Linked DNA regions of Homo sapiens: region 2 is linked to region 1. A link is a contact called in ENCODE Hi-C or POLR2A ChIA-PET data. All regions are on one chromosome and are shown on one strand. The core of a region is the stretch at or near the end of the contact, and the rest is flanking DNA. Distances in the headings are between cores, read along the strand shown.

Region 1 (3,494 bases), core at 394-2,893:
AAATTAAGTTCCAGGCAGTGCATATATCCTGGTCCTTACAGTTTCCAGGGCAGGTCAACCTTCCTCAGAAGGAAGAACCACCATTGAGCTAGTAAACTTGCATTATTTATGCCTGGTCAATAGATCAGTAACACCTGTAATAGGAGCTCCTGACTGTATAGCTACTTGGTTGTCTTAAAGTAGGAAGTGTGACTCTTGGAAGGAAAGATCATCATAGAACTGGGAAAAATGATGTAGAGCGTTCTTCTGGCAGAATGGTGTCTGAGCAAAGGAAGGCAGGCAAGAGTAGGCAGCTGCTGTAACACCCTCCAAACGAGGCTGTGGAGGAGGTGTTAGATCAGTAATATGTGAGCGCCGTGAAACATCCAAAGGTATGACCCCTGCAAGCCCCCAGTGCGCATCCTCAGAGGTAACCCCCATGATGGTTTTTTGAGTGAAAGCTAGAAAGCTTTCATTAAGCTTTCTAGATCATGCACTGGTAATCACAAACTGTCAAGAACACTTGCAGCTTTCTCCAACTGTGAAAATGCCAGCAGGCCCCCAGACAAGAGCCTGTAAGAAACCTGGCCAGGCCTCAAAGACAGACTGTAACTGTCATTGCCCCACTGTTAGTGCTAATTCCGTGGCCAGTACCACCAGTGGCTTACACAGCAGATAGAACTTTAAGAAGCACGGCACAAAAGCTGTTTGTGCCTGGATAGTGCCATTGTGCTACATTATTGCTACAATCAGAGGATCAGTGATGCCACTACAGCAGTTCCAAGAAATTTTGCTTAGTAACATGGGCTGAGAAGTGAAAAAAACATCACTACCAAGTACCTTTCTCACATTGTTTTCTTCAGATATAAAATTTCTGGTAATTTTAAAGGGGGGGGAAAAACACCTTCAAAGGATTTCCCCTTTATTCACCTTTATCTAGTAACAATGTCAGATCAGTTTCTTTTCAACCAGTCTTCCATTGTAATTACATAAACAGGCAATAGATTAATCCTGAACTAATTTGCAGAGGTTTTGTTTTGTTTTTGAGACAGAGTTTCGCTGTGTCACCCAGGCTGCAGTGCAGTGGCACTATCTCTGTTCACTGCAACCTCCGCCTCCTGGGTTCAAGCGATTCTCATGCCTCAGCCTCCGGAGTAGCTGGGATTACAGATGCCCACCATCGCACCCGGCTAATTTTTGTATTTTTAGTAGAGACAGAGTTTCTCCATGTTAGCCAGGCTGGTCACGAACTCCTGACCTCAGGTGATCCGCCCACCTCGGCCTCCCAAAGTACTGGGATTACAGGTGTGAGCCACCGTGCCTGACCAATTTGCAGAGGTTTTTAAAGAGCACTTTGGATTTTATTAGAATTAGCATGTCCAGTTTAGGATTTACAAAAACAAGTCGATTATACTTTCTTTCAGAAGTATTTTTTTTAAAGACTAACTAAATGCTGCAGAAAATTATTAGTAGAATGCAGGCTTCTTTAATTCTGCTCTTATTTCAGTAAGTCTTTTTAAGTGGGTTGTTGTGTTCTAATTATTATTGAAAGCTGTTTTTAAATGTGCTGGCTCCACGGGCAGGAAGGCACGGACGAGCTGGTGAGTTTCTGCCACCTACTGACAAGTGATGGTAACAGCACATGCTTCTTTTTTAAGCATCCGGGGACCTTTTTTGCTGTCAGCTTACCCACGCAACGTTTATAAGTCAGGTGAAAGTAGAAGCGTTCATTTAAGACTCTCAACTTACTGGGTTTTTTGCTTTGTTTTGTTTTTTGAGTCGAGGGTCTCGCTCTGTCACACAGGCTGGAGTTCAGTGGCTCACGGCCGCCTGAAACTCCTAACCTCAAGCAATCCTCCTGCCTCAACCTCCTGAGTAACTGGGACCACGGGCGCACGCCACCATGACTGGCTAATTTTTAAATTTTTCGTAGAGATAGGGTCTCACTGTGTTGCCCAGGTTGGTCTCAAACTCCTGGGCTCAAGTGATCCTACTGCCTTGGCCTCCCAGAGCACAGGATCACAGGTGTGAGCCACCATGCCTGGCCAAGAGTCTCCAGCGTACTAACAGGGCTATTTGTAGAAGGCAAAACACATTGTGTGATACCATCCACAGCATCTTTATATGGGTAAAATCACGTTTAAATAAATATAAAAGCAACCCAGAGCACAAAGGTTATAAATAGCAACTCAAGGAGGCTGAAGTACCAAGGGACCCATTTGTCATATGGATGTCTTTGTGTGGGAACAGCCTAGGACTAACAGCTGTTTCTGGACCAGCTCATCAAAATTATTTCCTCGGAGTGCCTCTAAAAAATTACTGGGTAAACAGGGAGGAATTGTTCGTGTCTTCTTCAATCTCTATTTAAACACTTTGAAAGTAGTAACTTCTTTTTTTAAAACATTGAGAAATATAACAAAAAAAAAATAAAGTCATATATAATCATTCCACCCAGTGCTAAGTTTTGTTAAAATTATTAAAATATCCAACCAACTTTTCTGTGTATACACACTCCCTGCCAAGGTATGTGATCTTTTTTACATCTTTTTTCTGTATTACAAAATAAGTATATCATCTTTTTATAAATCAAATAAAAATTACCACTTATTGACAAAAATTTAATTTTCTCCTTAATTCTACCCTACCAGAGATAATTATTTTTAACAGTTTGGTATGGTTTTCTAGACTTTTTTCCCTGGGGATCCATTTATATATGGCTGAGGTTATACTCTATGTAAGGTTTTGTGTCCTTCCTTTTTTTTTTTTTTTTTTTTTTGAGACGGAGTTTCACTGTTGCCAGGCTAAAGTGCAGTGGCATGATCTCGGCTCACTGCAACCCCCGCCTCCCAGGTTCAAGCGATTCTCCTGCCTCAGCCTCCCGAGTAGCTGGGATTACAGGTACCCGACACCACACCCGGCTAATTTTGTATTTTTAGTAGAGATAGGGTTTCACCATGTTGGCCAGGATGGCCTGGAACTCCTGACCTCAGGTGATCTGCCCACCTCAGCCTCCTAAAGTGCTGGGATTACAGGTGTGAGCCACCACGTCCAGCCTGTACTGAATTCTTAACTGGAAATCTCATAAAACTTTATTTTTTTTCCTTCAAAAAATTTTTAAAGGATGAAGATTTTTACCTATTTTTATGAAATTATTTTGGTTCCTTCAATAAAACTTTTAGTCTTTAGGCCCCAAGGAATGTAAAGTGCTTTGCTTTGTGATTGGCAGGAAAACAACAGCTGACTAAAGCCAGAAACAACTGATTAAAGTAAAGCTGGGTCACTGACAAGCCTCTGTTGATGAGATTAGTTTCCTCATTTGCTATGCACATGTGACTAGCATGCCTTCGTCCCCACACGTTTATTCATGCTTGACACAGTAGACATCCAAGAAACATTGTCGAATGCACACATGCCATTCACTCAGCCTGGAAGTATCTGTACACCCATGTCTTCATTTTACTGTGGTGAAACTCTGTTATTCAAATGCTACTTTCCTCCATGAAACTATTCTACAT
Region 2 (3,533 bases), core at 1-2,500, 200 kb before region 1:
TAGCTCCAAAAAATCATTGGGAGGGTTGAAGGTACACAATCTAGACTGAACCTCTCAAAAGAACCGGTCTACTAAGGGAGCTGTTGCCAGCAGGGCCCCGGAAGCACCAGGCCTCTGCCATGATCAGGAAGCTTCTGGGTCCGTAGCTGCCCTGCCCCTGCTGGCTATTGCCACTATGCTTGTCAGAAGGTCCCCTCTCCCTGCACAAGGCCAACAGCTGACTTTTCTCACTCGCTCCTTCCAAGACTCACATCACTGCATCTGCTTAGCAGTGCCTAAGTCACATGAGGAGCTTGAGCTGCAAGTGAGTGTGGAGAATGAGTTTCCCCTACTACAGGGCAGGAAGACGCACGAGAAGAGGGAATGGAATTGGGCAAGCCAGTCTGTAGTTCTGCTTCACCATCTTGAGATGAATCTATGGCATTAGATATAGAAAAGAAGCATGGGAAAATTGGAAAGCACTGTAAGATATAAACATGGGAATTTGGCAATGTTCATCCAATGCTATCCAGGAGAGATGTCCCAGTGAGACAAATGTGCAGTCCTCTCCACAAGTAAGCCCTAAAAAGAGGAGAAGGAAACTTTGGGCCATTATAACTTGATGTAGAGTGATCAATTGTCCCAGTTTGCCTAGGACTGAGGGGTTTCCTGGAATGACTAGGAAAGTCTTGGGCAGACCAGGACAAACTGGTTACCCTAAGTCAATGACAAGAACCATCAGCATCCAACAACTAGACTTGGTTCAGATTCCACTCTCACTAAGCACATTTTGGATTGTGATTTGGACTTCCAGGTGTGTGGGAGATAATGCCTCAAAAACCTTTAGCACAAAGTCTGGTGTATAGTAAGCACTCAATAAATGCTTATATTTTTGTATTTTTAAAAGTTTGTTTCATTTTAAAATACGTTGGCCAGTTAACTGAAATGTTTAATTTTTCTTGGTAGTTTTTCTTCCTTTTTTACACGCCAGCATATTTTCTTTCGGATGTGGGTGTACATTGTTCTGTTGAGATTTTGCTTAGTTCGCGAGGTAGTTCCTGGTGATAGGTCTTGTCTTGGTGCCTTGGGTCGTAGGCACACTCTGGACCACACCTTAGAGTGTGAAGTCTCCATTAAGGCTTTCTCCCCTCTCTGAGGCTCTAAGTGGCAGCTACTGTTCTCTTCGGATATCACCTTACTTTGATCCATTTCCATGGCAACACCCTGTGGTATGAATGAGTATCTACCATACTTCCTGCTCAAGCCAGCTGTGGTGAAGGGAGGAAGCCTGAGAACTGTGGTCTCCTGAAGAGGAAGGGCACCCAAGTGGTGAAGGAGGCCCACGATGCCAAGGCTAGCTTCTCTTTCTTTACTGCAACTAGAAAGGCTGTGCTTCCTCCAGCAGTGGCCTCCCCTCAGGCCTGCCTTTGGGAACAGGCTGCACCCTCTGTTCCCAACCTTCCCTCCTTCTTTCATCCCATTCATAACGGTATGTCGTCTTCCCTCACAGCCTTTGCTCTTGTGTGTCTTTGGCCAAGAATGCCCTTCTCTTCACTCCTCTCCACTCCTGGATTCATTCCCCATCTTTCAAAGTATCGCTCAAACGCCACCTCCTCCCCAAACCTGCCTTGAGTTTCCTCCTCCTGTCAGAATTGGTTCTCCATCTTCTGGGTGCCTAAATGACTTACTGCTGCTGCTCTGACACCAATCACATTGTATCTGGTAGTATAGTGACAAGTTGTCTCTCCGTATCTGTGGGGAATCAGTTCTAGACCCCTGAGGACACCAAAATCCTCAGATGCTCAATCCCTGATATAAACTAGTGTAGTATTTGCATGTAACCTGCGCACAACCTACCATATACTTTAAATATCTCTTGATTGCTAATAATACCTAATACATATAAATGCTGTGTCCTTATACTGTATTGCTTTTCAATTTGTATTATTTTTATTGTGGTTTTATTATTTTTTATTTTTTCAAACCTTTTTTTTTTTTTTTTTTTTTGAGACGGAGTCTCACTCTTCCGCCCAGCCGGACTGCAGTGGTGCGATCTCGGCTCACTGCAAGCTCCGCCTCCCGGGTTCATGCCTTTCTCCTGCCTCAGCCTCCCGAGTAGCTGGGACTACAGGCGCCCGCCACCGCGCTCAGCTAATTTTTTGTATTTTTAGTAGAGATGGGGTTTCACCGTATTAGCCAGGATGGTCTCGATTTCCTGACCTCATTATCCGCCCACCTCGGCCTCCCAAAGTGCTGGGATTACAGGCGTGAGCCACCACGCCCAGCCTTTTCAAATATTTTTAACTGAGGTTGGTTGAATCCTAGTATGCAGAAGTCACAGATATGGAGGGCCACCTGTATTGTGTATCTTCTACATTCTCCATTGGATTTTAAGCTCCCAGGATAAAGGGTATCATTCATCTTTGTATGCCCAGTGCCTACTACATTTTTAAAAAGTGAATTGAATTAACCTCATAAGGAAGAAACCTTTAGACTTCTTGGACAATTTTCCTCAAGTAGGCTGGACACTCTCATGAGTCAAGGTGCCTTGGCAGAGATGTCAAGGAGAAAAGACCCCTTATTGTTCCTTTCTTTATCTCCCTTCAATTGCTTCCTCCTCCATCCTAAAAATGTATAAGAATAGATGTTACTCTAATCAGATGTCCCTTTGGGAACAAGCTGCATGAAACTTTTGAGAATCTCTGGTTTCATAGCACAAGTTTTAAAAGATGGTCTTTGTTATGCTGGTTGCTCACACATAAAATACAATGTTTAAAACATTGGTGAAAAACACATATATTTTATAACTGGGAAGTCTGGTTTGCAATGGTTTGTGAATATGGAAAGAGCCCTGAGCTATGAGTCAGAACTATTAATAATGCCTTAGGAACTAACTAGCTTTGTGGCTGTTGACAAGACATTTCTCCTCCTGAGGCTCTGTTCCCTCTACCATGAAACGAAGGTATGGGGCAGTGATGTCTGAGGTCTCATTGGCTCTGAAGTTCTGGGAGATTCTGATTTCATGGTTTACTTATAGGTAAAAAGAAGAGAAGCTGCCTTCGGGTGGTGGAGTCTTTAACCCACTTCTCTTCTGCCGAGACTGAAAAGGATCCAAATCTCATGGCATTAAGGTCAAAGAAAAAGTGACTTTTTAAAACTAAGTATAATAAGGAAATATTTCTCCTCTACATCTAGATATTTCTCCAGAGGGAGCTCACCACAAAAGTTAAACAGATCACTACTTTAAAAATGTTTTTCTGTTTAAATCAGGGCTGTTCCGTTGGGGCTGATTTAATCAAGAGAGAAAACAGACCTCTCTCTTGTCTCTACTCTGACTCATAAAGGCAACTCTGCTCCACTGATGTCAATTGGTCACTATTTGCATAATAAGTTATTCTAAAAGTTAAAATATCAGGCCCTTAATCACAGAAGAAAGGAAGACTTTTCAGTGAGGCCTTCCAGTGATTGCAGATTTAGAGGGCTCTTGGGACAGCCACTGGGTGGCTAAATTAGTAAGTTGACACCTAGTTACTGTTGATAGGAACAGGAAGCAG

Evidence for each region. Hi-C counts contacts between places; a loop is a spot of excess contacts on that map. ChIA-PET counts read pairs that join two places held with the same protein, here RNA polymerase II (POLR2A). Pooled maps may share reads with other maps.
Region 2: a loop to region 1 is called in a pooled map, with 4 times the contacts of the local background. The contact joins two enhancer-like sites. A Hi-C loop is called at or near these places in 24 of 168 maps with a recorded cell type or tissue (GM23248, IMR-90, adrenal gland and 18 more) and 13 of 50 pooled maps. POLR2A ChIA-PET finds 5 or more read pairs at or near these places in 7 of 52 experiments (AG04449, AG04450, CD4-positive, alpha-beta T cell and 4 more).

What each region holds. Positions count from the first base shown.
Region 1 is chr6:24,854,285-24,857,778 of GRCh38, reverse strand. All of the region lies in intron 8 of RIPOR2 (RHO family interacting cell polarization regulator 2), which reads left to right. Among named protein-coding and RNA genes, the nearest start is that of ARMH2, 57 kb to the right of the region's middle. RefSeq lists an enhancer at 1,484-1,778. Within about 2 kb of position 1,643, at least 9 of the 41 ENCODE cell types and tissues checked have a DNase peak (open chromatin) inside an H3K27ac peak, as active enhancers do.
Region 2 is chr6:25,054,033-25,057,565 of GRCh38, reverse strand. No RefSeq gene overlaps it. Among named protein-coding and RNA genes, the nearest start is that of RIPOR2, 120 kb to the right of the region's middle. RefSeq lists enhancers at 981-1,040, 1,181-1,310, 3,291-3,460. Within about 2 kb of position 1,250, at least 7 of the 41 ENCODE cell types and tissues checked have a DNase peak (open chromatin) inside an H3K27ac peak, as active enhancers do.